Regions from separate parts of the Homo sapiens genome. Here region 2 is linked to region 1. The links are chromatin loops, found by intact Hi-C in ENCODE. Cell type or tissue: IMR-90. All regions are shown on one strand. Links, peaks and the distances in the headings refer to the core of each region. The heading gives the core; the rest is flanking DNA.

Region 1 (16,647 bases), core at 4,598-12,597:
TACCATTAATACCTGTCATGGAATCCATGTTATCACCAAGATAAATGCTGATGAAGCTGCACATGGAACATACTCTAAGGTCAACCACATGCTTGGCCGTAAAGCAAGTCTCAAAAATTTTTTTTAAATTGAAATCATACCAAGCATATATTCTGAGACCATAGTAAAATAAAAATAGAAATCAATACTGAGGATCTCTCAGAACCACACAAATTACATGGAAAGTAAACAACATACTCCAGAATGACTTTTGAATAAACAATGAAATTAAGCAGAAATTGAAATATTCTTTGAAATAAATGAAAACAGACACAACATATCAAAATATATGGGATGCAGCAAAAGCAATGTTAAGAGGAACGTTTATAGCACTAAACACCTATATCAAGTTAGAAAGATCTCAAATTAACAATCTAACATTGCATCTAGGGAAACTAGATAAACGAGAACACACTAACCCCAAAGCTAGCAGAAGAAAAGAAATAACTAAAATAACAGCAGAACTAAACAAAATTGAGACTAAAGAATCCATACAAAGGATCAATAAAACAAAAAAAATTGATTTTTTGAAAGGATAAACAAGATCGATAAACTCCTAGCTAGATTAACAAAGAAAAGAAGAGGGAAGCTCCATATAAGCACAATCAGAAAATGGCAAAGGTGACACTACAACTGATTCCACAGAAATACAAAAGATCCTCAGAGACTATTATGAACACTTCTATGTGCACAAACCAGAAAATTTAGAGGAAATGGGCTCACACCTGTAATCCCAATACTTTTGGAGGCAAAGGTGGGAGAATCACTTGAGGTCAGAAGTTTGACACCACCCTGGGCAACAAAATGAGACCCAATTGCTACAAAAATTTTTAAAGATTAGCCAGGTGTGGTGGTGTGTATCTGTAGCTCCAGCTGCTCAGAAGACTGAGATGGGAAGATTAATTGAGCTTGGGAGGTTGAGGCTGCAGTGAGCCATGATCATGCCACTGCACTCCAGCCTAGGTAAGACCTTGTTTCTATTTATTTATTTATTTATTTTTGAGACGGAGTCTCGCTTTGTTGCCCAGGCTGGAGTGCAGTGGCACGATCTCGGCTCACTGCAAGCTCCGCCTTCCAGGTTCACGCAATTCTCCTGCCTCAGCCTCCCAAGTAGCTGAGACTACAGGTGCCCACCACCACGCCCAGCTAATGTTTTGTATTTTTAGTAGAGACGGGGTTTCACCGTGGTCTCGATCTCCTGACCTTGTGATCCGCCCGCCTATGCCTCCCAAAGTGCTGGGATTACAGGCGTGAGCCACCGCGCCCAGCATTAAGACTCCGTTTCAAGAAAAAAAAAAAAAAAAGAGAGAGAGAAAGAGAAAGTCCTCAAAAGCAATTGCAACAAAAACCAAAACTGACAAGTGGGACCTAATTAGACTAAAGAACTTCTGCACAGCAAAGAAAATCTAGAGGAAATGGATAAATTCCTGGAAACATAAAACTTCCCAAGACTGACTCAGAAAAAACAGAAATTCTGAACAAACCAATAATGAGTTCCAAAATTGAATCGTAATAAATAAAAAACCTATCAACCAAAAAAAGCCCTGGACCAGAAAAATCACAGCTGAATTCTAGATGCACAAAGAACTGGTACCAGTCCTACTGAAAATATTCCAAAATACCAACTCCTCTCCAAATCACTCTATAAAGCCAGCATTATCCTGATACCAAAATCTGGCAAAGACACATCAAAAAGAGAAACTACAGGCCAATATCCTTGATGAACACAGATATAAAAATCCTCAACAAAACACTAGCAAACCAAACCCAACAGTACTTTAGGAAGTTAATACACCACAACCAGTAGGTTTTACTCCTGGGATGTAAGGTTGGTTCAACATATGCAAATCAATATATGCAATTCACTGCATCAACAGAATTAAAAACAAAAACCACATGATCATCTCAATAGATGCAGAAAAAGCTTTCGATAAAATTCAACATCCTTTCATAATAAAGACCTCCAACATACTAGGCATTGAAGGAACATAACTCAAAATAAAAAGAGCCATCTATGGCAAACCCACAGACAACACCATATGAATGGGAAAAAGCTGGAAGCATTACCCTTAAGAATTGGAATAAGACAAGGTTGGCCACTCTTTTCACTCATATTTAACAGAGTACTGAAAATCTTAGCCAGAACAATCAAGTAAGATACCAAAATAGGAAAAGAAGTCAAATATCTCTCCACTGACTATATTACTCTATACATAGAATTGCTAAAGGGCTCCTAGATAAAAGACTTTGGTAAAGTTTCAGGATACAAAATCAATATACAAAAATCAGTAGCATTTTTATACACCAATAATGTTCGAGCTGAGAGTCAAATCAAGTATGCAATCCCATTTACAATAGTCATACATGTACATAAAATACCTAGGAATATATCTAACCAAGGAGGTGAAAGATCTCTACAAGAACTACAAAACACTGTTGAAAGAAATCACAGATAACACAAACAAATGGAAACACATTCCACACTCATGGATTAGAAGAATCAATATCATTAAAATGACCATACTGTGTCTGCAGCAACCTTGGTTTGCATCGAAGTCACAGCACCAAAAAAAAAAAAAAAGAAAGAAAGAAGAAAGAAAAAGACCATACTCCCCAAAGCAATCTATAGATTCAACACTATTCCTATCAAATTACCAATGTCATTTTTCACAGAATTAGAAAAAACTATTCTAAAATTCATATGGAACCAAAAAAGAGCCCAAATAGCCAAAGGATCTAAAACAAAAACAACAAAGCTGGAGGCATCACATTACCCAACATCAAACTCTACTTCAAGGCTAGTGAAAAAGAACATGGCACTGGTGCACAAACAGAAACACAGACCAGTGGAACACAATAGGGAACACAGAAATAAAGCCACACACCTACAACCAACTGATCTTTGAGAAAGCTGACAAAAACAAGGAACTGGGAAAGGAATCCCTACTCAATAAATGGTGCTGAGATAACTGGCTAACCACATGCAGAATGAAACTGGACCCTTAACTATCACCATGTGCAAAAATTAACTCAAGATGGATTAAACACTTAAATGTAAGACCTCAGAATATAAAAATCCCAGAAGAAACCCTAGCAAATACCCTTCAGGATATTGGCCTTGGTAAATATTTCATGACTAAGTCCACAAAAGCAATTGCAACAAAAACAAAAATTGACAAGTGGGACCTAATTAAACCAAAGAGCTTCTGCGCAGCAAAAGAAACTACCAAGAGTAAACAGGTCAGGTGCAATGGCTCACATCTGTAATCCCAGCACTTTGGGAGGCCAAGGCAGGAGGATTACTTGAGCCCAGGAGTTTGAGACCAGCCTGGGCAACAAAGGGAGACCTGTCTCTACAAAAAAATTTAAAAATTATCCAGGTGTGGTGGCATGTGCCTGTAGTCTTGTGCAATCCCATTTACAATAGCCATATGCACACACACAAAATACCTAGGATATATCTAACCAAGGAGGTGAAAGATCTCTACAAGAACTACAAAACACTGTTGAAAGAAACCATAGATGACACAAACAAATGGAAAGACATTTGCAGATCCTGAGGTGGATCACTGAGCCCAGAAAGTCGAGGCTGCAGTGAGCCATGATCTCATCTCACCACCGCACTGTAGCCTGGGTGACAGAATGAGACTCTGCCTCAAAAAAAAAAAAAAAAAAAAAAAAGACATCCCACAGAATGCAAGAAAATGTTCGCAAGCTATGCATCCAACAAAGATCTGATATCCAGAGTCTATAAGGAACTTAAAAAAAAATCAGCAGCAAAAAACAAATATCCCCAATAAAAAGTGGGCAAAGGACATGAACAGACACTTTTCAAAAGAAGACATACAAGGCTGGGAACGGTGGGTCACACCCATAATCCCAGAACTTTGGGAGGCTGAGGTGGGTGGATCACTTGAAACCAGTAGTTTCAGACCAGCCTGGGCAACATGGCAAGACATGTAATCCCAGCACTTTGGGAGGCCGAGGCGGGTGGATCACGAGGTCAGGAAATCGAGACCATCCTGGCTAACACAGTGAAACCCTGTCTCTACTAAAAATATTTTAAAAAATTAGCCAGGCGTGGTGATGGGCGCCTGTAGTCCCAGCTACTCAGGAGGCTGAGGCAGGAGAATGGGGTGAACCCGGGAGGCGGAGCTTGCGGTGAGCCGAGATCACACCACTGCACTCCAGCCTGGGAGACAGAGTGAGACTCGGTCTCACCAAAAAAAAAAAAAAAAGTTGGCCAGATATGGTGGCTCATGTCTGTAATCCCAGCACTTTGAGGGGTGAGGCAGGCAGATCACTTGAGGCCAGGAGCTCGAGACCAGCCTGGCCAATGTGGTGAAAACCCATCTCTACTAAAAATACAAAAATTAGCTGGGTGTGGTGGTGAACGCCTGTAATCCCAGCTACTCGGGAGGGTAAAGCACGAGAATCTCTTGAACCTGGGAAATTGCACTACTGCACTCCAGCCTGGGCAATAAAGCAAGACTGTCACAAAAAAAAAAAAAAAAAAAAAAAAAAAAAAAAAAAAATGCCAATGAGGCATATTCACTTTCATCCATCAGTTTGGGAATTCTTAGTACTGTCGGTATGAGTTGTCAAAAAAGAGAAAAAAATCAGGCATGGTAGTGGGCACTTGTAATCCCAGATATTCAGGAGGCTGAGACAGAAGGGTATCACTTAAGCCAGGAGACCAGCCTGGGCAACATAGCAAGACTCCATTCCAAAAAAGAGAGACAGAAAGATGGTGAAATGCCTAATATAGGTTAAGTGTTTATTAGATATTGGTCAGAGTGAAGCAGAACATCATTAGAAAGACTATAATCTATATCTACTCTGATAAATATGGTAACAGGTCAACGGGGCAAAGACTGTCTAAACCTGTTCTGAGTAGTCTATATAAGGCATTCAAACACGCCCATCATGAGTAGTGCTCTCGCAGCTGATTTATTAAAAAGCATTAATTAATCACAGAATGATTTATATATATATAGAACTCTTTCAACTTATGTACTCCGATTTATTTATTAGAAAAGCACTGGAAAACCATGACTGCACACTATAAATACCACAGGCAAATTTCATATTTTCATAAAGTCATTTAAAAAGACGAAATCTCTTTTTGAATGCTTACTAATAATCATCCACTTAATTTATAGTATAGCCTTTTAATCAGGACATTCTTGAAGGGAGATACTAAGTAGAAGCTAGACCCTAGGGTTTAAAAATTTTATAAATATCTTCCAGTATTATCAAATGCCCACTAGAGTAATTAGAAAACAAGTAAGTGACAATGTCTAGTATTCTTTTTCAAACTACTCAGGCCCCTTTCTTGTGAGATTCAAATACCCTCCCTTCTTTTTTTTCTGACTATACAATAAAAATACAAATGTTTTTAGGGTTCTAATTTTTTTGAACATACAATTTCATTTATTTCTTCCTTCTCTCCTTTTATGATTTTATAAAAAATCTAGTTTTCACCACACAGTATGAGGTGGCAGTGTGAATACCTCAAGTTTGAAAGAATCTTGTGGCAATTCTGTCATAAATCTCTATTTACAAGAATCACTACTTTACTAGTCATGCAAAATGAAAAAGAGCATGTGCATTCACAAAAGATGAGTCCAGGTACATATATATGTACATTAACAAAATTAGAAGAAACACTGTGAGAAATGTTAATTGCCTAAACATTTTTTTCTAAAATGTCCTGTTTAAAAACATTTTACAGCTCACTTTATTGATTTACACATAGTAAGCAATTATCACAAAGAAAAAGGAAATACTGAGTAGGATTTTATTAAGTTACTTTCTAAGCCACATTTACATCAAAGCAGAGCACCAATTCGCATTTTTTTATCCTTTCCTTAGCTTTAGAGACTTCAACTAAAAAGATGTTTTCTCTGTTAAATATCCCCGTCATAGAAGAATTCAAGGAAAAAACAAACACATTTAAACTGCTAATTTGGTGGGTTTTGATGACGACGGAGTTTCCTGGAAACTATGTGCATAAACCACCTGGAAGAGGAATTTAAAAAAAAAAAAACAATGAAAAACCTGGTTTACTAAAAAGACAAAAGTGGCTGGGCACAGTGGCTCATGCCTGTAATCCCAGTACATAAGGAGGCTGAGGTAGGCAGATCGCTTGAGCTCAGGAGCTCAAGACCAGCTCGGGCTACATAGCAAAACCTCGTCTCTACAAAAAAATACAAAAAATACAAAAAATTTGCTAGGCATGGCAGCATGGACCTGTAGCTTTAGCTACTCGGAAGGCGGAGGACGGAGGATCGCTTGAGGCCAGGAGGCAGAAGTTGCAGTGAGCTGAGGTCACGCCACTGCACTCCAGTCTGGGCAACAGAGAGAGATTCTGTCTCAAAAAAAAAAAAAATTACTTCAATTTGTTTTCAAATTGACCACAAAACCTGTTTTGTTTTGTTTTTTTTTTTTTTGTTATATTAAAGAAAGAGTTTAAAAATGCCAAAATAATCAGGCGTGGTGGCTCACTCCTGTAATATCCCAGCACTTTGGGAGCCAAGGCCGGCAGATCACCTGAGCTCTGGAGATCGAGACCAGCCTGGGCAACCTGGCGAAACACTGTCTCTACTAAAAATACAAAAAATTAACTGGGCATGGTGGCACATGCCTGTAATCTCAGCTACTTGGGAGGCTGAGGCATAAGAATCACTTGAACCCGGAAGGAGGAGGTTGCAGTGAGATGAGATTGTGCCACTGTACTAGCCTGGATGACAGAATGAGACTCTGTCTCGAAAAAATAAATAAAAATGCCAAACTGGAGAAAACTAGGTCGTGTCCAGATTAACCTTGCCCCAGCCAGCAAGTTTTGCTTTTTCTTCTGTGTTGGACCGGACTGTCTTCTGCATTTGAGGGGACTTTGCTCACATCTCTTTTAAAGCACTTATTTGGGAGTAGCATAATGACTTTACAAGCCTACCTCTTCCAGGCCACAGCCTCATTTATCTTTGTGTGGTATAGCACATCTAGTCGGTACTATAATAAATGCTAATTCAGTGAACACAACTAGGAAAAATGTCTAGTTTTCAAGCACATTAAATAACTCTTGTTTTGAAAAACTAAACAGAAAAAGAAAGAAGGTCTCTGTTGGTAGAGAGCAAATTAGACTGTAACACAGCAAAATTTATTAACTCTCAGTTATGTATTAACCAGTAGTGTCATGAAAAAATCTTTAGAAGAAACAATACTTGGTAAACTGAAGTTCAGCTCAAAGGGGGCAGGGATGACATTAATACAGATCAGTAATTTCTCATATTCATAATTTTTTTTTTTTTGAGACAGAGTTTCCCTCTGTTGCCCAGGCTGGAGTACAGTGGCGCAATCTCGGCTCACTGCAACCTCTACCTCCCAGGTTGAAGCGATTCTCTTGCCTCAGCCTCCCAAGTAGCTGGGATTACAGGCATCTGCCACCAGGCCTGGCTAATTTTTGTATTTTTAGTAGAGACAGGGTTTCACCATGTTGGCCAGGATAGTCTCAAACTCCTGACCTCAGGGTGATCTGCCTGCCTTGCCCTCCCAAGGTGCTGGGATTACAGGCGTGAGCCACTGCACCCAACCTCATATTCATAATTAAAGGAAAATAGGAAAATTTTATATTGACTTAAATTAATGCTTTTTTTTTTAAAGAGACGGGGTTTTGCTGTTGCCCAGGCTGTCTGCAAACTCCTGGGCTCCAGTGATCCTCCTGCCCCTGTCTTTTAAGTAGCTGGTATTCAGGTGTGCACCGATGTGACACGCTCTCAAATGAATTTTTAAAAATTATTTTTCACAAAATGTACTTTCTTTTAAAGGATCTCTGAACAAAAAGAAAGCATAAATACCACTGAGTTGGGTTAGAAAATGCATTTAAAGTTAAAAGAATAAAGAAAGAGGTATCACTAAGTCACTTCATCTTCACAGAAATTCTGTGAAATGGGTACACTGTGGTTTTAGAGATGAGGAAACAGTGGCACAGAGCCAGGGCTACTGAACGAGGATTTCAGCCAGGATACCACAAGCAGGCAGTGTCACTCGAGAGCTCGAGCTCTGGACCACTAGGCCACATTGGCTTTCCAGAGAAGCATGTGATTTGCTATCTTTATCACAAACAATGAGAGCAAACAGAGGCATTAAAAATGCAAATAAATATGAAGATGAATTTCTTTATTTCCTTTTTATTTTAGAGACAAAGTCTCCTTCTGTCACGCAGGTTGGGGTGCAGGGGCTGTATAACCTTGAACTCCTGGGTTCAAGTCATACCCTTACCTCAGCCTCCCGAGCAGCTGGGACTACAGGCATGTACCACCATGCCTGGCAGGGTCTCTCTATGTTGCCCAGGCTAGCCTCAAACTCCTGGCCTCAAGTGATCCCCATGCTTTGGCCTCCCGATGTGTTGGGATTACAGCTGTGAGTCACAAAGCCTGGCCAAAAATGAATTTCTTGCTAGCCAAAATAGGTAAGGCTCTTTAAACACAACAGCAGGCTACTAAAAAAGTGATTGCAGAATTTTATTCCCCGAACTTCCATGTACCGCTATCCACAGAAAGGAAATGAATCATCTCTAAATATGCCAACATGTTAAGCAAAACTGGTGTGAAAAGTACAGTAAGCCATACTGAGAAGTGTTGCTTCCAATCTTTGAAAAATATTTAAGGCTATATACCAAAAAATAAATAATAAATAATAAATAAATAAATGTTCTACAAGGGTGTACCAAAAAAAAAGAAAAATATTCTTATTCAAGTTTATTATTCCAGCATAAAGCCAGGAAAATATGAAAATATGAAAACAGTCTGCAGTTATCAATTTATCACATAATATACAAATAAATACATTTCTATCAACAGATTTTTTAGTGTATCTTCTCAGTGCTTCAAATGCCTACTGTATAAGATTCCCCTCAGTAATTCAATTATTCTACAACAAGCTGGTCTTTATAGGAGAAGTATTTATTCTTTCAATCTACTTATCAGCTAACTCCCTTTGTTCCTATATTTTAATACAAAAAAATAAGGTTGTTTTTTTTTTGCCAATAAATAGATGTGTACTCTCTACCAAATTACTTTAATCTTTTTGGACCTTAGTTTTCTCATATGTAAAAATTGGGGAGAAGTGCTGGGGGTGAAGAGAGACAGCAAATAGACCAAAAGAACTTGGTAGTTCCCATTCTTTTATTCCTGTAGGGCTGCTGAGCTATTATAAAGTGTCTAGGAATGCACACAAGCACCATGAATTGTCTGTAGACCAAATACAAAAATAGTTTCCACTTTACATACTAAAATTTTCACATGTATGCAGATAACGTGATTTGTAAATACAATTTTATATTAAAATAAAATTTTCAGGTCTACAGAAGCTTATGTTATCATGCCTGTAATCCCAGCACTTTGGGAGGCCAAGGTGGGAGGATCACTCGAGGTTAGTTCAAGAAAAGCCTAGGGAACATAGCGAGACTGTGTCTCAATAAAGAAATATTCTTTATTAGCTGATACTAAATGTAGAGCTACTAGAGCTACTATTATTTGGAGGCATGAACTGTTCAACATTTAAAAAAGGACTCTTGTTCAAGTCCAGCCTGGATAACGTAAGGAGACCCTGTTTCTAAATAAATAAATAAAAAGGGCTCTTATATTTGAAAATGTCAGGAGCTACTAGTATAGACGGTTTCTAAAATCCTTCTAAGTGTAAAAGCTGTAATTTACAGTCCATTATTTCTTTATCCATTATTGAATATAACAGTTAAATGTTACCAGCTGTAATTATCGTAGTTTTTAACAAGTTAAAATTCTTTACAAATCTTAAATAAAAAGCAAGTAAAAAATGTGTTCCAAAGGGTTGTGTGGAAAAAAAAAAAAAGCATGTTAAGAAAAAAAAAGCCAGCTGGATAAATTACTAAGGGTGTGAAAACTGCAATTGATGAAATACTTGTAATATTAAATGAAATGAAGAAGCAAAATTGTTCATTGCAGATGACTAATTTCATATATTGCAAATAAATAATTTCATATACCTCTAAGATAATGACATTCACTAACAAAATGAATAATCTTACTTGAATAAGCATTAGGCAGAATAGTAAAAATCCTCATAGGTTCAAACCTTAACCTACTATTAAGATAGACTGTGAATTCTTTAATTCAAATTACTAAACTAACTAGATTCCTGAAAATGGACATGCAAGAAATCACTGAGAACAACCTACACTATAAGAACTACTAAAAATAGTGAATGTGGCTTGGCATCTGGCTTATACCTATAATCCTAGCACTTTGGAAGGCTGATGCAAGAGGATCAGTTGAGGCCAGGAATTAGAGGTCAATCTGGGCAAGATGGTGAGACCCCATCTTTACAAAATATTTTTAAAAATTAGCCAGGTGTGGTAGCCTGTGCCTGTAGTTCTACCTACTCAGGAGACTGAGGTGCCAGGATCACTTGAGCCCAGGAATTCAAGGCTGCAGTGAGCTATGACTGCACTACTGCACTCCAGCATGGGCAAATGAGTGATACCCTGGCTCTAAAAAAAAAAAACCGTTAATGAATATACTTCTTCTGATACTAAATATGTCAATATTTAGAATGTAATATTCAGTGATTACAACTGTAAAGGCAAAACACACAGAAATAACCACCAATTCCTCTGTAGTTCTCTACTAATTCAATTTTGCATCCTCTGAGACTATATGTCTTTTCTTCTCAAACATCCCACAATGCCAACCACTGTCTCCAGAAATAACTGAATTCTGCTTCATGATCTGCCAACAAAACAGAAGCCAAAAACAGAAGATAGGAATTTGTTACCTTTTGGCTACCAAATCTATCTGCATTTGTGCCTATTTTTTTCCCTTTCCAGAACTGATGAAATGTCTATTTTCCTATTTTAGACAGGTGATCTAAAAGCTACTACTTTTTTTTCTTTTTTCATTCCTTTCATTGGCTCCTTCTTTTAAATTATCAATCTTATCTTCTTTACTAAATTCATTGCCAAAAGATTACAAAAATGCTATAGAGTCACCTAAGCTAAAAAATCCCTTCAAAGACTTTTTATCCTCCTTTAGGTGCCACCCCAAATCTTTGCTCCTCTTCACACCAAAGTTCTTTTTTTTTGAGATAGGTTCTCTGTCGCCTAGACAGGAGTGCAGAGGTGTGATCATGACTCACTGTAACCTCAACCTCCTGGGCTCAAGTGATCCTCCCCTCTTAGCCTCTCAAGTAGCAGAGACTATAGGTGTGTGCCATCATGCCTGGGTAATTAAAAAAATTTTTTTTTGTTGAAACTGGGTCTCACTATGTTGCCCAGGCTGGTCTCAAACTCCTGGCCTCCAGCATTCCTCCCGCCTTGGGCTCCCAAAGTGTTGGGATTACAGGCGTGAGCCACCTCGCCTGGCCCAATAGTCAAATTTCTTGATAAGAGTTATCCACATATTCTACTTTCATTTCTTTACCTCCCATGCCCACCCCAATCTGGAATTTAACATTTTATCACTTTTATCAGAGTCACCGTTAACCTCCATGTAGCCAAATTAAGAAGTCTTCTTGAACTTAACTTCTGGCCTTATCTGATTTAGTTTATTGAATTGCTGCTTTGTTTAAAAATTCAATTTATTTAACTTTTGAACTAGTAATTCAAAGTTACATGCTCAATTTACATGCTCAAAAAGTATAAAAATGAATACAGAGAAAAGTCTCCTATACTATCCACTGAGTTTCTCTCCGTGAGGTAACTATTATTGTTAGTTTCCTTTTCATTCTTCTAGGAATTCTTTTGCGTATGTAAAGCAAATACAATTACATATTCTTATTCTTTCCCCACTTTTACACAAATGGTATTTATTTCACTTAACACATCTTGCAGATTTTTCTATATCATTATATAGTGTCCTCATCCTTTTTAACAGCTTTGTCAAGATATGATTCACATAATATTGAGTTCACAGAGAATGTACCAGCCATATCATATGGTAAGTATACAATTCAGCCAGGCACAGTGGCTCATGCCTGTAATCCCAACACTTTGGGAGGCCGAGGCGGGAAGATCCCTTAAGCCCAGGAATTTGAGACCAGCCTAGGCAACATGGTGAAACCCTGTCTCTACAAAAAGTAGCTGGGTGTGGTGGTGCGTGCCTGTAGTCCCAGCTACTTGGAAGGCTAAGGTGGGAGGATCGCTTGAGCCCAGGATGTCACTGAAGTGAGCCTGAAGTGAGACATAATCGGGCCACTGTGCTCCAGCCTGGGTGACAGAGTGAGACTCTGTCTCAAAAAAAAAAAAGACATAATTCAGTGGTTTTTTTGTATATTCACAGAATTGTGCATCTATCAACACTAATTTCTGAACATTTTCATCACCCCAAAAAGAAATCCCATGCCACACCCAGCCAATGTATCATTTTATACATATGCCAGCAGCAGTACTTCCCAAACTTTAATGTGCACACGGATCAATATAAAATACTATTAGTCCAGGACCAGGTACGGTGGCTCATGCCTGTACTTTGGGTGGATCACTTGAGGTGGATCACTTGAGGTCAAGAGTTCAAGACCAGCCTGGCCAACATGGTGAAACCCTGTCTCTACTAAAAATACAAAAATTAGCTGGGCATGGTGGCACATGCCTATGTAATCTCAGCTACTGGGGAGGCTGAGGTAGAAGAATAGCTTGAACTCAAAGTGGAGGTTGTAGTGAACTGAGATCACGCCACTGTACTCCAGCCTGGGTGACAGAGTGAGACTCCACATAAAAAAAAAAAAAAAAAAAAAAACTCAGCTGGGCGTGGTGGCTCATGCCTGTAATCCCAGCACTTTGGGAGGCCGAGGCAGGCAGATCACAAGGTCAGGAGATTGAAACCATCCTGGCTAACACGGTGAAACCCCCTCTCTACTAAAAATACAAAAAAATCAGCCAGGCGTGATGGTGCGCACCTATAATCCCAGCTACTGGGGAGGCTGAGGCAGGAGAATGGTGTGATCCCGTGAGGCGGAGCTTGCAGTGAGCTGAGATCACGCCACTACAATCCAGCCTGGGCAACAGAGCGAGACTCTGTCTTCTATTAGTCCTTCCTCCTATTACGATAATTAAGCAAAACATCTCAAAAAGCAGCTTAATTGTATATTTCAATTCTCAATTGAATATATATTGTTTTATTTTCACTTTAACTTTTATATTTATTGTTATTTTATTAAAATAAAAGACAGTAATAAAAGGTGAAATGCCATGTTTAATCAGAATTCCTCTCCCTGTGTGGCTGAAATGATGGTAAGGTCATCCTAATTATTTCTATTTTGTTCAACATGTTTCAAGTAAAGCAAGTGACTGAAAACTTCAGAGTGAATATGAACAAATTCCTAATTTAGTGACTATGGAAAGCAAGTAATTGGACTAAGATAAAAGACAAATACACTTAAAGGGCCTCATAAAAAGAATTTCAACATACTTTTTAAAAAGAGTCAACTTTAGACTTCTTTTAATAGCCCACCTTAGTTGCTGGGGATTTTCATGGATACCAACCACCCAGTAGTGATCAGATTTTCCTTTGCAGTGCTCTCTTGTATTACATATAGGAGTCCACGTATTACCAAGTCCTCTGTTAAGCATTCGAACAATTCCTTCTGAATCCACGTAACAAGGGGTACCTAAACACCAACAGAAAAATCACTTGGAGACATAGCTACATGTTGTTAAAGGAACCCTATTTCAAATATATTATACATACCAAGGATTCAACTTTGCTTTCAAAAGCAAAACACAAAACAGAAGCAAATAATCTAAGATTATTACGTAAAATTTCATTAACCATATAAAGTAAGACCTAACTAAAAAAAGAAAAAACATTGGATTTGATATGACTAAAATTTACACAAATAAAGTGAAAAAACTGAGTTTCAGTGAAAACTATGCCACCTGCTGGAAGATAATAATAATTTCATTTATTTATTTATTTATTATTATTATTTTTTTTTTCGAGATGGAGTCTTGCTGTGTACCCAGGCTGGAGGGCAGTGGCGCGATCTCGGCCCACTGCAAGCTCCGCCTTCCAGGTTCAAGCCATTCTCCTGCCTCAGCCTCCCGAGTAGCTGGGACTACAGGCACCCGCCACCACGCCCAGCTAATTTTTTTTTGTATTTTTAGTAGAGACGGGGTTTCACCATGTTAGCCAGGATGGTCTCAATCTCCTGACCTTGTGATCCACCCGCCTCAGCCTCCCAAAGTGCTGGGATTACAGGCGTGAGCCACCGCGCCCGGCCGATAATAATTTTAAAGCCAATTTTAGTAAAAAATTAAACATGAATCAGAAGGCTCCCGCTTGAGAAACATTTAGAAAAATGACCAAAATCTGATACAAAGTGATCTTTACGAAATTTATCTTTAGTACTCTTCTTCCTCTCTCTTCTTTTTGTTGGCCTTGTCACTACTCTGTCCCCAACTACTAGGTAAGCAATTCTTACCTCGTAAAACAGGGAAGCATTCTTGTTTTCCACCTATTCTGCTTCCAACTCAGGAAATCTGTGGCAAATTACCTGATTATCCCTTTTCTTATCTGTGGCTTCACACCCCCCTCACTCTGCAAACATTAGTTTCCGCAGGGTCTGGATCTAATTGGTACTTCGGAGAAAAAAATCTATACAAATGGAAGTTATCAATGGTTCATATTATTAAAGCCTGAATGACTAATAGAAAACACATTTAGAAATGGTTGATATTTTAAAGACAAAGTGGAGTTTCCAGCAATGTAAATGAAGAACATGAATCTCCAAAAAGAGAAATATTTAAGTCCCCATGAGACAGAGATGACAGGTGATTTAAAATAAGGTACTCCTGGGCCAGGTGCAGTGGCTCACTCCTGTAATCCCAGCACTTTGAGAGGCTGAGGCAGGTGGATCACCTGATGCCAGGAGTTCAAAACCAGCCTAGCCAACATGACAAAACCCCATCTCTACTAAAAATACAACATTAGCCAGGCGTGGTGGTATGTGCCTGTAGTCCCAGATACTCGGGAGGCTGAGGTACGAGAATCACTTGAACCCAGAAGACAGAGGTTGTAGTGATCTGAGGTCACATCACTGCAGTCCAGCCTGGGTGACAGAGTGAGACTCTGCGTCAAAAAAACCACAAACACAAAAACAAATAAAATAAAATAAGGTACTCCTCAGTGTCTTTCAAATCATCTGTCATAAGCCTCTAGAATTTGGTCTAAAATAGCACTTATCCAAAAGAAATATCATGTGAGCCACAAGTGTAATTTTTAATTTCCTAGTGCCACATTAAAAAAAAAATGGCTACATACCATGTATCTGAACAACAAAAAAAAGTTAAGTGAAAAAATTTAGGCTGGGGGCGGTGGCTCACGCCTGTAATCCCAGCACTTCAGGAGGTCGAGGCGGGTGGATCACATGAGGTCAGGAGTTCAAGACCAGCCTGGCCAGCATGGTAAAACCCTGTCTCTATTAAAAATACAAAAATTAGCCGAGTGTGGTGACGCAAGCCTGTAATCCCAGCTACTCAGAAGGCTGAAGCAGGAGAATTGCTGGAACCCGGAAGGCAGAGGTTGCAGTAAGCTGAGATCGCATCATTGCACTCCAGCCTGGGCAACAGAGCAAGACTCCTAATTTATTCCTTAAAAAAAAAAAAATTTTAAATAGAGATGGGATCTCACTATGTTGCCCACTCTGGTCTTGAACTCCTGGGCTCAAGTGATCCTCCTGCCTCGGCCTCCCAGAGTGCTGGGATTATAGGCATGAGCCACCATGCCCAGCCAAAAAAAAAATTATTTTTAAAGAAAAAAAGGATGAAGTTAATGTTAATAATACATTTTATTTCATCGAAGATATCTCAAATATTATCATTTAACATGTAATCAACATAAAAAAATTGATTTTTATATCTTTTTTCATGCTAAGTCTTCAAAATCCAGAGTATTTTACACATACAAGCACATCTCAGCCATATTTCAAGTGCTCAACAGACACACATACTAGTTATTGTAGTAAACAGTGAAGCTCTAGAAAATTCTAAGTTTTCTGTATGATCTGCTGGAAAAGACACAACTTATTATTGATTTGTATCACCTCCTTGCTATTTAATACTTTCAGAAAAATATATTTCCTTCTTTATAAGTTTTCTAATGAGAATTCTCATGAAGAGAGCTCTTAGCCGGGTGCAGTGGCTCGCGCCTGTAATCCCAGCACTTTAGGAGGCCAAGGTGGGTGGATCACTTGCGCCTAGGAGTTTGAGACCAGCCTGGGCAACATGGCAAAACCCTGTCTCTACAAAAAATACAAAAATTAGCTAGGCATGGTGGCACATGCCTGTAGTCCCAGCTACTAAGGAGGCTGAGGTAGGAAGATGGCTTAAGCCCAGGAGGTGGAGGTTGCAGTGAGCCGAGATCATGCCACTGCACTCCAGCCTGGACAACAGAGCCAGACCCTGTCTTAAAAGAACATAAAAATAAAAACAAGATCTTATACATAAAACAATGGCTACCTTGCCTAAAGATTGCAGCTCCCAGTTCTGCCAACATATTAAAATAGAAATTTAAAATATAAAATAGAGATAATTTATTCTTAAATTAATTAGGAATAAAACAATGAAATAATTTTCTT
Region 2 (16,647 bases), core at 3,017-11,016, 65 kb before region 1:
TAATACAAGAAAACTTTGAAATCACCAACATTATATGAATAATTTAATAGTAAAATGTAGATAGTTGACAAGGATGGTTATAAGTAGCAACAGGAGAAAAAAAGAGGAATAAACCAAAAGGGAAGTAGGTCCCAGATAATTTATTAGCATAAAATGGTTCAACAGTAATATTATGAGCATTTACAGCCAGGAATTGTTACCGCATCCATGTTTTTCACCCAGTAAGGGATTCATTTTCAGCTTGGACCCAGTCTGGGAGTTTCTTTCTACCAAAAAGCCAAGGAATTTTTTAAAGTCTCTAATTTCTAGGACAGCAGCAGAACAAAGAGGCAGATGAGAAAGACACACCAAGTCAGAGACTGAACACTGCAGTGCTACAGAAATGTACAAAGAGTTGTTTGCCAAGTGTGATATGATGATACATGTATATGTAGGTTTTCAGCCATAGTACCTGGTTCATAACTCACAGTCTTTTGTTACAATGTTGGGGCACTTTAGGCCTCAGAAAATAGAATCAATCTCTCTCTCTCTCTCTCTCTCTCTCTCTCTCACCTTCTGCTCCCCTTCCACTCACTAAAGGCAGGACTCTAATCATCTCCCGCCTTTCTGATTACGGATCATAAACCCTCATTGCAAACAGGGTCCTGCCTCATACCCTGGAGGAAGCATGGCTGCACAGAGAGGTCAATCACACCTTGACACGGCTGTCCATGCTTCAATCATGCCTATACAACGAACATAAAAGGCCCAGACGGCAGGGCTCAGGGAGGTTTTGGACAGCTGAATATGTGGAGGTTCCTGGAGGGTGGTGTGCCCAGGGAGGGCATGGAAACTCCATACCTCTTACCCCATACCTCACCCTATGCATCTTTTCATCTGTATCTTTTGTAATATCCTTCATAATAAACTGGTAAACGTAAGTGTTTCCCTGAGTTCTTTGAGTCACTCTAGCAAATTAATTGAACCCAAAGAGGGGGTTGTGGAAACCCCAACTTGAAGCCAGTCAATCAAAAGTTCCAGAGGCCCAGACTTGTGAGTGGTGGAAAGGAGGGGCCAGTGTTGGGGACTGAGCCTTCAACTTGTGGGATCTACAGCTATCTCCAGGTAGGCAGAATCAGAATTGAATTAAATAAGAGGGAGGACACCTAGCTGATGTCCCCTGCTTGGTGTGTGGGAGAAAACCCCCACCCATTTGGTCACAGAGTCTTCTGTGTTGACTGTTGTTGTGGTATAACAGCAGAAGAAAACCACAGTTTCAATTTGTCCAAACACCAAGGGTAATAGACAAACTAACATTGGGTATTTGGCAACAGTAATTGGAAAAAAGCAAATTTAAGTGAACTTGATGGAGGCTCTATACTTGAAATTCAAACTCTGGAGGAGATTTTGGATCAAGGTAGAAAGGTACAAAGAAAAGGTGGCCGGGCATGGTGACCCAAGCCCGTAATCCCAGCACTTTGGAAGGCCAAGGCAGGTGAATCATTTGAGGTCAGTAGTTCAAGAATAGCCTGGCCAACGTGATGGAACCCCGTCTCTAATAAAAAATACAAAAATTAGCCGGGCATGATGGTAGGCACCTGTAGTCCCAGCTACTCAGGAGGCTGAGGCAGAAGAATCATTTGAATCTGGGAGGCAGAGGTTCCAGTGAGCCAAGATCACGCCACTGCACCCCAGCCTGGATGACACAGCGAGACTCCATCTCAAAAAAAAAAAAGGCCCAAGAGCCTCATATTGAGTATAATAAGCCATCCAAAGCCTAAATGTACCCATAAAGGATACCCTAACAGACATGTGTCCCTGGTAGAGAATCTGCAATACCATCTCAGAAGAACAGGCAGATGCTAAGAGGGATGCTAATAGAAAGTGCACCTCAGCGCTGCTGAACTCTGTCCCTGCCTCCACATTACCCCAGAAGAAGGGATGCAACACAGCTCCTCAAGCTCCAGACTGCAGCAGAGTCAGGAAAACAAAAGGGCTTCTGTTATCATGGAAAAACCTGAAGATGTCTCAACAATATCAGAGATACGCAGTGTCAGGAAACAGCCTCCCAAGCATGGGCAGGGGGCAGAGAAACAGCATGGCAACCGTGCAAACACACACCAGCCAAACAAAACAAAAGAAAACCAAGGGGGAACATCATATGGCATGCAGGAGACATAAAGGCAAATAATGCAACTAAGAAGAAAGCAAATCTCATGGAACAGAAGAAAATTCCTCACGAATGTTTGATGCCAGAGACTAACTCAATAAAAGTATAAATTCAGGCTGGGTGCAGTGGCTCATGCCTGTAATCCCAGCACTTTGGGAGGTTGAGGCAGGAAGATCACCTGAGGTCAGGAGTTCGAGACCAGCCTGGCAAACATGGTGAAACGCTGTCTGTATTAAAAATACAAAAATTAGCCAGCGTGGTGGGCACCTGTAATCTCAGCTACTTGGGAGGCTGAGGCAGGAGAATGGCTTGAACTTGGGAGGCAGAGGTTGCAGTAAGCTGAGATCACGCCACTGCACTCCAGCCTGGGCAACAGAGCGAGACTCAGTCTAAAAAAAACAGACAAACAAACAAAAATCATGAATTTAATAAGACAAAAGCCAAAATAATAGAATTGAAAGGGGAGCTATGGATCAACAAAATAAATTGAGGACCATCATTATTATAGAATCAATTAGAAAGAACCATGTACAAAGTAGATACTGCTGAAACTGTAATTGCTGACATAAGGAAAGACGTGAGAGTGAATACAGAACAAAAGACAAACATGAAAGCTATTAGAGAAGACAAAGATGATCCAGTGTAAGGATAATTAGGGTTCCTGAGGTAAAGAACTCAATGAATGTGAGGGAATGTAATCAAATATATCACACAAGTGTATTAATCCTTACATTTATGTTTGATTGATTTTTGACAAGGATGCCAAGACAATTTAATGGGGAAAGAAGACTCTTTTCAACAAATGATACTAGGACGACTGGATATCTACATACAAAAGGAAGAAGTTGAACCTCTATCTCACAACATATACAAAAATAAACTCATCGGGTAGGTGCAGTAACAGCCACCTGTGGTCCCAGCTATGCTGGAGGCTGAGGCTGGAGAAGTCTTGAGCCCAGGAGTTTGAGGCCAGCCGGGGCAACATAGCGAGATCTTATCTCTAAAAAATAAAACAAAAGAAAATCAGAATGTAAGAGGTAAAATTATTAAACTCTTGGAAGAAAATATAGGCATAAATCTTCAAGACCTTGAGTTAGGCAATTGGATTTCTTAGAAATGAAACCAAAAGTAGCGCAACAAAAGGAAAAATGTAGAAAAAACCTAACAGCCATGTCATGCGGTGGTAAAGAAACAACCTTCAGTTTCACTGTCTGGGTTCATGGCCTGGCTCCATCAATTATCTTTGTTGTCAATGGGCAAGTTTCTTAATTTCTTTAAGCCTGGTTCCTCCTCTGTAAAATGAGTATTATATATAGAGTCTTTGTCATAGGCTTATTGTGAGAGTTTGAGAGAGCAACAGTATTAGACATATACAATTTGAAAAATAAGTATTGGCCATTATTAATGACAAAAATGTCTTTATACAAAAGCAATATTTTAATTCTAGCAAGTTCCCCTAGATTTTATTGTTGCTACAACCAGTGAAAAAAGAAAAAATTTAAAAATTTTTAAAAAGGCAGATCCCTTGGGGAAAAAAAAATAATATTTGGTGCTGCTTTACTTAAGAGAGTCTAAGTATAGACAGAAAACTTGAAGTGTTCTTTTTTTTTTTTTGAGATGGAGTCTCACTGTTGCAAAGGCTGGCCTTGAACTCCTGGGCTCAAGAAGTGATCCTCGGCCAGGCGTGGTGGCTCACACCTGCAGTCCTAGCACTTTGGGAGGCTGAGGTGGGCAGATCACCTGAGATCAGGAGTTCAAGACCAGCCTGGCCAACATGGTGAAACCCCTAAAAATAAAAAAATTAGCTGGGCATAGTGGCGCATGCCTGTAATCCCAGCTACTGGGGAGGCTAAGGCAGGAGACTCCCTTGAGCCTGGGAGGCGGAGTTTGCAGTGAGCTGAGACTGTGCCACTGCACTCCAGCCTGGGAGAAGAGCAAGACTCTGTCTCAAAAAAAAAAAAAAAGAAGTGATCCTTCCGCCTCAGCCTGCTGAGTAGCTGGGATCACAGGCTCGTGCTACCACACCCAGTTTAAAGTGCTGTTTCTTATCATTAACTGAAAATTAATCAAAAGTTGAAATAAAACATTTCTGTTCCTTGGTTAATGAAAATAGAAAAAAAATTTTTTTTAATTATAATGTAAGTCAATAGGGTATAGTTTGTTTCAAGATTTTCAGCAACAGAGTGATTTAACTGAGGTAAAACTGTATTGTAAATACTACAAGTTTGGTGTTTATTTATTTATTTTAAAGAAGGGGTCTTGCTCTGTTGCCCAGGCTGGAGTGCAGTGGCATGATCATGGCTCACTGCAGCCTTGAATGCCTGGGCTAAACAATCTTCCTAGCTCAGCCTCCCCAGTAGCTGGGACTACAGGAGTGAGCCACCATTTAATATTGTTGCTCTCTCAAACTCTCACACCTAAACTCCACCACCCAACTAGAGTTTGGTTTTTTTGTTGTTGTTTTTTAGAGATGGGGGTCTCACTTTGTTGCCCAGGCTGGTCTCAAACTCCAGGCCTCAACAGATTCTTCTGCCTTGGCCTCCCAAAATACTGGGATTACAGGAGTGAGCCACCGTGCTGGGCTAATATATTTTTTAATGTACTTAGTGCAACACCTGATGACAGAACTATGAAATGATACCTCAAAAGATGCATTTCACTGAATGCAATTTACTATTAAAAGCCCATATGCTGAGTTCCCAACTAGGCATTGCGAAATGACACCATTCATCAAGAAGGCTTTCAAACTTATGTATGATGAGAACACTGGGTCAGGGCTCTATCATCTGAGGAAGGGACAATCTAGACATGGATCAATATCTATCTGCAGAGCATTATCTCCAACACAACAGTGTCCGATGGCAGGGCTGTATGTCTCATCTGCACATTTCCACTGCTCCCCACTTCTCCCGAGCTCCTCTATCGGTAGTAGTTATTTTGGGAGGAGGCCTAGTTTATCCAGAGCAGAGGATTTGTTTTCTAGTCAGCAGATGCTTTCAAGTTGTAATTTAACTGTCAATGAAAAATAAATAAAAGGTGTTGCAAATTCTGTAAGATCTTAGCAATTCATGGAAGCTCTGTTGTTATTGAATGTATCTCCCTCTCAGTTGCCTGGGGAACTGCATTTTAATGTCACACATCAAGCAGCTCTTTCCTGAATGTAATTGTAGTTTTTCTGATGTCATGGTTAAAGCTGTTCAAATGTTTGGCTTCTGGCAAATATTTTCTAACATCATTCATGACAGTGATGGATCTGAAGCAATTTTAATACATTTTTAAATCTCACTAACTTATTAAATAACCAGAGAAAGAATCGTATATAAATTGAAAATATATTCATTACCAGAAGAAGTGTCTAGGAAGATACATGTGAGTCTGTAATGATATGAGGTTTTCATGACTATGATTGGTTCATTGCAGGATAGCATATTAGAGGCCAGGCACGATGTCTCATCAGGGTATGCCATATACCAAGATGAAGCCCTATACCAGATGGACCATTGGTTTCTACAAGTCACTGCTAGATGCCTACCCCAATATCATTTCTCCCCTTCTTTTACTAAAGGATCTCCAACTCAGTTCAGAGAGGCCTGGACTTAGTTCAATACACTTGGACTTGACTTTAAAAAAACACACACGCATTTTCAAGTTCCCTGCAGTTACAATGGCCACATGACATAGTTCTGTCCAATGAGTTATCAGTAGAAATTGCTGGATGGCACTTCTGGGAAAGGCCCTTAAAAGGGGGCAGATTGGTTGCTTTTCTATGTCTAAGGAATATGATAATTAATATTGATATAATATCTGTTTATACCCATCTTGTCCCATGAGAAAATTCTGAGTTAATGTGCAGTTCTGCTCAGGTATTAGATTAACATTTTCATAAGGAACCCTAGTGACAAAAACTGTTGAATTTTAGGCCGGTAGGGAGGTGTTTTTGAGCAGGAAAGCCTGAGTGCCCCTCAGTTTCCAACATACAAGAAGTCCTAGGCCAGGCGTGGTGGCTCATGCCTGTAATCCCAGCACTTTGGAAGGCTGAGGTGGGCAGGCCACTTGAGCTCAGAAGTTCGAGACCAGCCTGGGCAAGATGGTGAAACCCAGTCTTTACAAAAAATACAAAAAAATTAGCCAGGCATGGTGGCCCATGCCTGTAGTCGCAGCTACTGTTTAGCCAGTGAATGGAGCTGGCTTTGGCTTTCATGAACAATAAGGTGTGGGGAGGATGAGATTTGGAATGAGAGGATGAGATTTGGAGGATGAGATTTGTCTAATTTTATGCAATTAGACAAAGGGGTACATTCCAGCACAGCAGTGAGTAAGTCCTAGGTCTTGGGAAATAGCACCCTGTAGGTCTGTATATTTGCAAAGTTGTGGAGAATCTAAAAGGAAAATTGTATAAACTTTCCTCTCCAAGGCTAACTCATTTTCTTTAACTCACTGGTTTAATTTGACCAGTTTCATTCCTTTTGGCTTTCACACCTGTCCAAATCTGCTTGTCTCACTTTTATTATATATATAATATTATTATTTTAAAAAATAAAACATACTTCCCAACTGGTGAGCTTTTATACATATGCATATATAAATATGCAAAATGTTCTTATTGATCTACATAGGCAGTTGTAAATTTTATTTTATTTATTTATTTTTTTGAGATGGAGTCTCGCTCTGTCACCCAGGCTGAAGTGCAGTGACGTGATCTTGGCTCATAGCAACCTCTGCCTCCCAGGTTCAAGCCATTCTCCTGCCTCAGCCTCCCGAGTAGCTGGGATTACAGGTGCATGCCACGATGCCTAGCTAATTTTTTGTATTTTTAGTAGAGATGGGGTTTCACCATGTTAGCCAGGCTGGTCTGGAACTCCTGACCTCAAGTGATCTGCCCGCCTCAGCCTCCCAAAGTGCAGGGATTACGGGGTGAGCTACCACACCTGGCTGTAAATTTTAATAAATGGGTTTGGAAGATACAGTTTAATTAGAAGATTAATGAGACCTTCCAGAATGTTAACACAATAGGAGCGTGTGTTTGAACAGTACACGCCAAACTTCAGTCATTCAAGTACCATCTGGTTCTCTGATTGTGCCTATTTCTGAGGATATTTTAAAAGCTCCAGGATGTACCCCATACAACCAAAAACTTGGAGGGAAGAACAGCAATGTTCCCAGCCTTGTATGTTGTAATCACCAACCTTAAATACATTCCAACTATGAAAGAGAACAGGCCTTTTTGTGGCCAGGCTGGGGAATGGCATCCAACTGATCATAGATCAGATGGAAATCAAGAAATGATCAGAAAGCAAAGAAACTCAACCCTCACCCCATTGTCCCCTCATCACACTTCCTCAAGCCAAGTGAGAAAGACACAGCTAAGTGTTGGGCTAATCCTGTCCTTACATGGAAATCTGAGCAGTGGCAGAGAGTGAGAGGAAACGGAGCCTTTGTAAAGAGACTCGGAAAGTCACTGGTTCTGATTTTGGCAAAGGTGCAGAAGTAAAACAATTTGGCATTTATACAGGCCTGCGTGGAACCCTAGTTTAGTCACTTATTAGAAGCTATGTAACCTTGGACAGATCCCTTAACTACTCTGTACATCATTTTTGTCCTCTAGAAAATAAGCTATCTGCTGAGTGCAGTGGCTCATGCCTGTAATCCCAGCACTTTGGGAGGCTGAGGCGGGAGGATCACTTGAACTCAGGAGTTCAAGACCAGCCTGGGCAACATAGCGAGACCCCTGTCTCTGCTAAAAATAAAATTAAAAAAAATTTAGCCAGGCATGGTGGCAGCTGCCATGAGCTGTGATCGTGCCACTGCACTCCAGCCTGGGCAACATAGCGAGACCCCTGTCTCTGCTAAAAATAAAATTAAAAAAAATTTAGCCAGGCATGGTGGCAGCTGCCATGAGCTGTGATCCTGCCACTGCACTCCAGCCTGGGTGACAGAGTGAGACCCTGTCTCAAAAAGGAAGGAAGCAAGGAAGGAAGGGAGGGAGGGAGGCAGGCCGCCAGGCACTGTGGCTCACACCTGTAATCCCAGCACTTTGGGAGGCCAAGGTGGGAGGATCACTTGAGGTCAGGAGTTCAAGACCAGCCTGGCCAACATGGTGAAACCTTGTCTCTATTCTCCACTAAAAATACAACAATTAGCTGGGTGTGGTGGCACACACCTGTTAATCCCAGCTACACAGGAGACTGAGGCAGGAGAATTGCTTGAACCTGGGAGGCAGAGGTTGCAGTGAGCCAAGATCGCGCCACTGCACTCCAGTCCGAGTGACAGAGTGAGACTCCACCTTGAAAAAGAAAAAGAAAAATGGGACTAATAATACAATAATACCATCCTTGCAAAGTTGTTAAAGTGATTTCTAAAAATACAATGTATATTACATGATTCCATTTATATAAATTTCACAGACACTTTGGGAAGCCAAGGCAAGAGGATTGCTTGAGTCCAGAAGTTCAAGACCAGCCTGGGCAATATAGTGAGACCCCATCTCTATAAAAAATTTAAAAATAAATAAATAAATAGTCAAAAACAGGGAAATCAGTCTGTGATATTGCAAGTTAGGATAGTACCTATCTTTGAGGGGAGGGGAGGGTCTTGCTTGGGAGAGGCACCTTGTGAACTTCTGAGGTATGGGCAGGGACTTGGAAGAAAGGGATACGGGGCTTCACTTTGTGATAGTTCGCTGAGATTTACATTTATGTTGTGGGCACTTTTCTGTATATAAATATACTTGAATTTTGTTGAAGTTGAAAGAAATAACACATATAATGGCTTAGCACTGTGCCCAACATATTCTAGGTGCTTGGTGAATGACACTTGTTATTTGTCATTCATTCTAGATGCCAAAGCCTGTTGGAAGATGTGTAATTGAGAAATCAGTAAGAATGAAATCCAATTTTAAAATTTCCAATAGTTTGTGTTTCTATAACATGTCATTGACATCCCATGTGGAAATTTGAGAAGTATTATTAGAGAGGGGTGTAACTGGAAGCTGTGAAAATTCACATCTGAGGGCACAGAGAACAGGCTCCATTTTGCTGTTATGTAGACTTCCTAGTTCCTGTGTCCCATTGGAGATGCTCTGAAACCTTTTTCTCTAGTCTGTGATCCACCCACCATTTAGGTCTGCATGTGTCCATTTTAAATTAAAATTGAGTTCCCACTATGTAATTTTCCCACTGAAAAGCTGGGGCACGCAAAACCCTGTTGATCTCATCAAATCCTGATTAGTGGCCCTGTTTCTTGAAAATCATGGAAGAAGGCATTTACAATGAAATCCTCATTTTCATTTTTTTTTATTGTCTCAGCTTTTTTTTTTTTTTTTTTTTTTTTTTTTGAGATGGAGTCTTGCTCTGTTGCCAAGGCTGGAGTGCAGTGGTGTATCTCGGCTCACTGCAACCTCCGCCTCCCAGGTTCAAGCGATTCTCCTGCCTCAGCCTCCCAAGCACCTGGGACTACAGACATGCGCCACCACGCCCAGCTAGTTTTTGTATTTTTAGCAGAGACAGGGTTTCACCATATTGGCCAGGCTGGTCTCGAACTCCTTACTTCGTGATCCACCCGCCTCCGCCTCCCAAAGTGCTGGAATTACAGGTGTGAGCCACCATGCCTGGCCATTTGAATGTTAGTAATTGGAAGATTCCACAAAATAGGGTAGAGAATACCCAGAAACATACTTACCTTTGACTCTTAACTGTCCTTACCCTCTCATCCAAGCTTCTCAGACTGACTCCTTGTAATGTGTCTAGACTAAACTGAAACTTTACCTGTTGAAAATAGACAGTTATCAAGGAGCAAAAACAGATCTTTAAACAAGCTTTGAAGATTATCTTAATGGGGCTTAGTTTACACCCCAGGGTAAAAGTGGATCTGATCTTTGTTATCAGCTGAAAGGAACAGATCAGCATAAGCTGTCCAACTTAATTTTTTTTTTTTTAGATGGAATTTCACTCTTTTTGCCCAGGCTGGAGTGTGATGGTGCGCGATCATGGCTCACTGCAACCTCTGCCTCCCAGGTTCAAATGATTCTCATGCCTCAGCCTCCCAAGTAGCTGGGATTACAGGCACCCGCCACAACGCCCGCTAATTTTTTGTATTTTTAGTAGAGATGGGGTTTCACCACGTTGGCCAGGGTAGTCTGGAACTCCTGACCTCAGGTAATCCACCCCCTTGGCCTCCCAACGTGCTGGGATTACAGCATGATTACACCAACGTGCTGAGATTACAGGCATGCGCCACCCACTAAGCCCGGCCCCAACAGAAAGAAAAGAAAAGAAAAGAAAAGAAAAGAGAAGAGAAGAGAAGAGAAGAGAAGAGAAGAGAAGAGAAGAGAAGAGAAGAGAAGAGAAAAGAAAAGAGAAAAGAAAAGAAGAAAAGAAAAGAAAAGAAAAGGAAAAGGAAGATGATTCGTGGGGAGAGTGACAAGAAAAATTAGAAGGAGACTAGTGGGAAATTGCATTTATAATCATGGCGTCTGGGAAGTTTCCGAAACCCCTTGGGAGGAAGTGTTGTTATTTCCATTTTGAAGAGGAAGAAACTGGTTTTTACTTGCAAAATATCAGTAATTTGTTCAGTAAAAGGCTGCCCTCCAAAGCCCCAGCTGGACCAACCCACCATCCTAGCCCCCAGGGGAAAAAAGGAGAGTCAAATGAACAGCAATGTCTCTTTCCAGAGCTCCCTTCTGAAGATCCAGGATTGACAACCAGGAGCCCAGTTGCTCACCTGGAGCTTTCTTTCACACAGTCAGCCTACTCCCTATTGCCTTGTTCCAAGACCCCAGCATCAAGCCAAATTCTAGCCGGTGCCCACCCATTTCCATATCATCAATATCCACTTACACTTTTGTCCAGAGAGATCGACTTGTGGCAAATCTCCTCTTCCATCTTCCCTTTTTTTCTTTTTTTTTTTTTCTTTTATTTTATTATACTTTAAGTTCTAGGGTACATGTGCACAATTGGCCTGCTCTGTCTTTACCAAAAGAAAGTCATCAGCCTCAGGCATCCCATATCTTTCTATGATACACTGCCCCAGGCACCCTGTGAAAGTAGCAGTTCAGAATGTTGCTATCTGCATGGGGAGTAACAATAACAACTGAGTAATGTATTCATTTGCAAGTTAAGCTACTCTCAATTCTTTGCTTTCACCAAAACTGAAAGAGCGTCTAATCATATTGTCAGCTAATAGATCATGTAAGATTATTTTTAATACATTATGTAATTTTTACAGATATATACAATTTTTCATAGAAGCAAGGTAAATAATAACTCCTGCTATTCCCATCTATTCAGTACTTTTGTCTTTAAAAACAAAAATTGGAATAGAATTGATTATGAATATTTTCTCATTCTAGCAATAAACAATATTTATCCATGGCTTCATGAATGAAGTGGGAGGCGAGACCAGTTCTTTTTGTTAAGAAATGGGTTTCCAAAAGAATTGTACTGTTTAGTAAATATAAAATTTTGTGACATGTTTATTTTGTTGTGATACAATATATACTACTAAAAATGAAAAGATAATCCAGAATAACTTCAATAATACTTTAGAGCCTTATGGTCTCAGAAACTAATTCTTAAATTTAAGTTTATACATAAATTCTTTTTGTAGAGAGGCTCATCTGAGACAATCAATAAGAGAAATTTAGATAAAGTTAGGTAAAGGAAAGAGAAATACAAACAAGAAGAAAAATGAAAAAAAGGAAGAGCTTACTCAATGATTTGTATAACTGGATGATGGTAGGGAACAAAGTGCTATAGTATTTACATTCCATTGACTATTCTAAAAATGTGTTATAGTTTTGTTTTAAAGTCAATATTTAGAAGACACTGCAAATTATACCTTTAACAATTATTTAATCTTATAGAACTTTTAGTTATCAATCTATCAATGAGTGTGTGAGGCAGAGGAGGGTAGAAAGAGGACACATAGATTTCTATAATTCTTTTTTTTTTTTTTTTTTTTTTTGAGACGGAGTCTCGCTCTGTCGCCCAGGCTGGAGTGCAGTGGCGCAATCTTGGCTCACTGCAAGCTCCGCCTCCCGGGTTCACGCCGTTCTCCTGCCTCAGCCTCCCGAGCAGCTGGGACTACAGGCGCCCGCCACCACGCCCGGCTAATTTTTTGTATTTTTACTAGAGACGGGGTTTCACCATGTTAGCCAGGATGGTCTCAATCTCCTGACCTCGTGATCCGCCCGCCTCTGCCTCCCAGAGTGCTGGGATTACAGGCGTGAGCCACCACGCCCGGCCATGGTTTCTATAATTCTTTTGGAGGTACCTGAGCAAAAAAATGTTTGGCGACAGCCATTGTGGGATTTGGAGACTCAAGTGGCAGAATCTATCCTCACTTCCCTAGACTTGCATGCTGCAGTACAGTAGCCACTAGCCATGTGTGCCTGCTGAGTGCCTGGGACACGGTTAGCCTGAATGAGATGTGCAGTACCTATAAAACCTATACCAGGTTTCAAAGACTTTGTATTAAGGAAAAAAGAACCTAAAATATCTCAGATAATTTTTATACTGATTACATATTAAATGATAATATTTTGGATATATTGGGTTAAATAAAATGTATTATCAAAATTAATGTCACCTATTTCTTTTTTATGTGACAAACAGACAATTTTAAATTACATACCCATAGGTGGTTTCCATTTGTGGTTCATATGATATTTCTTTTTTTTTTTTTTTGAGACGGAGACTTGCTGTGTCATCCAGGTTGGAGTGCAGAGGCGCGATCTCCACTCACTGCTGCAACCTCCGCCTCCTGGGTTCAAGCAATTCTCCTGCATCATCCTCCCAAGTTAGCTGGGACTACAGGCGTGCACCACCACACCCGGCTAATTTTTTGTATTTTTAGTAGAGACAGAGTTTCACCATGTTGACCAAGCTGTTCTTGAACTCCCAACCTCAAGTGATCTGCCTGCCTTGGCCTCCCAAAGTGCTGGAATTACAGGCGTAAGCCACTGTGCCCGGCCTCATGTGATATTTCTGTTGGACAGCGCTGTGTCTAGACAAATGTTTCTCAGACCTCAGAAATTCCTGTAGCTCTTCAAGATTTTTGCAATATCTGCTTTACTGATGGTAATATTATGGAATTATGAAATTATTATTTTTCACTTTATATTGACTGACATTTTAAAGTTATTTTAAAAGGAAGCTATAGATCATGGACTTAATATATTAGCTCAAGTTGTTAATACACATTAAATATATAACTCTTGAAGTTTTAAAAAAGTCTGTCTCTCAATATATCTCTGAAACCATGACATGCTGCGGTAGTAACAAGCCAACTATACATTGGGAAACCTTGCCCTGGACAGGGGAAGAGGGATTTAGAGGGAATTTCTAAATTGGGTGGTGGAAGCTGTTGGCCCACTCGTAAGCAGTGCTATTCCTGGCCACCCACAGCTATGACCTTGGGAGCAGCTGTGAGACAGCAGAATCTGAGCTTCAAAGGAGGAATGGAATTGCATGCCTTAGGGAGACCCTAAGACAACTCTAAGAAACATTTAGACCACGAGCATCTCGGTGGCCATCAGATGGACTGAATAATAAAGATCTTTGTCTGTTTTCCATACGTCCCAAAAGCAGCCTCCCAACTCCTCATTCTGGTGTTGTCCTCAAAGGAAAGATCGCCCTACCCCGACACATAGGCTTTGAAGTCAGGTTAAATTTGATTTAGAAAACTAATATGAGTCTTACCCCAAGATTGTGGAATAAAATTCAGACCCCTTAAACATATCTGCAACATGGGTGCCATGATCCCCATATATATATAAAATGAAGCTCAGATGGCTTAAGTGACTTCCCAGCGTCACTACAGTTAACAAGCGACAGCCTGCTGGCTCCAAATCTGGAAGCCTTGTTATACCCATTTGCTCCTGCTTTTTTACAACAGGCATCACGGATACAACAGAGACATGACTCTGCCCTCCACACACTTGAAATCTAATTGGGACCCCAAATATTTTTCCCTATTATATATTAGGAAAACACCAGAAAATGTTTTCACTGGCAAACATAAATCCAGTTCCCACAAATGGAATCTAAGGCCATGTTCAGCATCCTTCTGTTCCTACAAACTCCTTGTTGTTATTTATTTTAATTTAACATTTAATAGAGACAGGGTCTCATCATGTGTCCCAGGCTGGTCTCAAACTCCTGGCCTCAAGGGATCCTCCCAACCCAGCCTCCCAAAGGGCTGGGACTACAGGCAAAAGTGACCATGCCCAGCCATTTATTTTATTTTAATGCTTTCCTCTGACCACAAGGAAATGATCATTTGGCAGCTGTGTTAACAAGAGCCCAGGCCAAAGTCTGACAGACCTGGCTTCCAAATCCTAGCTCTGCCCTTTACTGTGTGACTTTGAAGAAATCCTTAATCTCTCTAGGCTGCAATTTCCTCACTTGCAAGAAGGAAAAAGTTGTTTTAAAAAATTAGAAATAATGTATGCAGGCCAGGCACTGTGGCTACACCTGTAATCCCAGCACTTTGGGCGGCCGAGGCGGGCAGATCACTCGAGGTCAGGAGTTTGAGACCAGCCTGGCCATCGTGGCAAAACCCCGTATCTACTAAAAATACAAAAATTGGCCAGGTGTGGTGGTGCACCCTTGTAGTCCCAGTTACTCAGGAGGCTGAGGCACGAGAATTACTTGAACCCAGGAATCGGAGGCTGTAGTGAGCCAAGATGCACTCTAGCCTGGGTGACAGCAAGACTCTGTCTCAAAAAAAAAAAGAAAAAGAAATAAAAGAAATAATGTATGCATGTATGCAAAAGGCCTTGGTAAATATACGTAAGTGATAATATTATGATGATCATAGCAAATAATCATCCCTTATTCTTTTTTCTCAAAATCTTCCATCAGCTTTAATACAAAACAGGAGCAAGCCTTTCATCTAAGGAAGAATAAAAAAGGCTAAATGGCATTTGTGTGGCTGCACCTGTCTGTTCACTTACTTAGTGTCACCGTTTTCCTAGAATCAATAAGACTATTTGCCCCTAGACATAGTTTCCCAGCAACACACATCTTGAACCAATTCAGGTGAATTTCCTCTGTCATTTATAGTCACCTGGCTTCTGCATCAAGTGGCTCTTTGCAGACCTCCATAAATATTAGTATTATGCCTGCTTAAGGGAAATGAGAAAATGTTAGGTTTATACACTGCCTTTCTCTTGGGATTTTATAATACTAAGCAAAGAGCCATCAGCTGAGCCTGCCACATTCTCTTTGAAGGCTGTTGGATAGGTTTTTTTGTGCCTTGAAAACAGAGCAGAAGAAGAGATTTATCTCCAGGGTTTTCTGATCCTATGGGAAAGGAGTAGTCCTTACTCAACAATCATTGTTGATAATCAAGAGAGAGACCTGGGAAATAATCCGATTTTCCCACACAAGGGTCTAACCTGACATTTTCTTTCTTCCCACTGAGAGCAGGCTGGCAAGCACCTTTAAGGCAAAACAACAGTCAAGTTATTGCCAAACCTTTTAGCAAATAGTGTATGAATTTTTCGTTTTAAGTGTAAATATTATTTATTTTAAATTCCCTTTTTCCTTCCAAGACTGATTTTTAAAAAAATTTATGTTGTTTGAATCTCCACAGGCGGGACATTCACTTTGATATTCAATTAAGTGGGTTTTTGTGATTGCTAAGCAAGCTTATCATATGTTTAACAATAATATACTGTTTTTAATTAGAAAAATAAAGACAATTATTTTAAACTGGATTAAAATGTTATAATCATTTTGCTGTATTTTTAAAAATCAGTTTTCCTATGTACAGTTATATTTTATTTTACTTTTTTTTTTTTTTTTTTTTTAGAGACGGAGTCTCGCTCTGTCGCCCAGGCTAGAGTGCGGTGGCAAAATCTCGGCTCACTGCAAGCTCCGCCTCCCAGGTTCACACCATTCTCCTGCCTCAGCCTCCTGAGTAGCTGGGACAACAGGCGCCCGCCATCACGCCTGGCTAATTTTTGTATTTTTAGTAGAGGCGGGGTTTCACTGTGTTAGCCAGGATGGTCTCGATCTCCTGACCTCGTGATCTGCCCACCTCGGCCTCCCAAAGTGCTGGGATTACAGGTGTGAGTCACCGCGCCCGGGCTTTTTTTCTTTTTGAGACAGGGTCTCTTTTAGTCACCCAGGCTGGAGTGCAGTGGCACAATGATGGCTCACTGAAGCCTTGACCTCCCAGGCTCAAGCAATCCTCCTGCCTCAGCCTCCTGGGTAGCTGGGACCACAGGCGCATGCCACCACCCCCAGCTAATTTTTTTTAACTATTTTTAGAAACGGGGTCTCACTATATTGCCCAGGCTTGTCTCAAACTCCTGGGCTCAAGGGATCTGCCCACCTCAGCTTCCCAAAGCGGTGGGATTACAGGCACAAGCCGCCATGCCTGGCCTTATTTTACATCTTTACATTTCACTGGTAACCTCCTTTTTTCTTTTATTGTTATTATTAGCACTATATGAATTTTTCCATGTTACAACAAAATTTTCATAGTTTACAAAA

What was found. Hi-C counts contacts between places; a loop is a spot of excess contacts. Peaks named below come from ENCODE experiments on the same cell type or tissue, not always from the same donor. Only the 100,000 strongest peaks of a DNase experiment are listed, where the experiment ranks them.
Region 2: a loop joins it to region 1, with 2.6 times the contacts of the local background. A loop is called at or near these places in 9 of 110 quality-filtered maps.

The regions. Positions count from the first base shown.
Region 1 is chr14:54,968,017-54,984,663 of GRCh38, forward strand. It overlaps WDHD1 (WD repeat and HMG-box DNA binding protein 1), which reads right to left. Exons shown (of 26, transcript NM_007086.4): 16 at 13,524-13,680. Among named protein-coding and RNA genes, the nearest start is that of WDHD1, 51 kb to the right of the region's middle. In IMR-90, for the core only: no CTCF peak of the experiment used is centred there; a DNase peak (open chromatin) is centred at 8,555; H3K27ac peaks cover 195 bases.
Region 2 is chr14:54,905,091-54,921,737 of GRCh38, forward strand. No RefSeq gene overlaps it. Among named protein-coding and RNA genes, the nearest start is that of GCH1, 11 kb to the left of the region's middle. In IMR-90, for the core only: no CTCF peak of the experiment used is centred there; no DNase peak of the experiment used is centred there; H3K27me3 peaks cover 166 bases.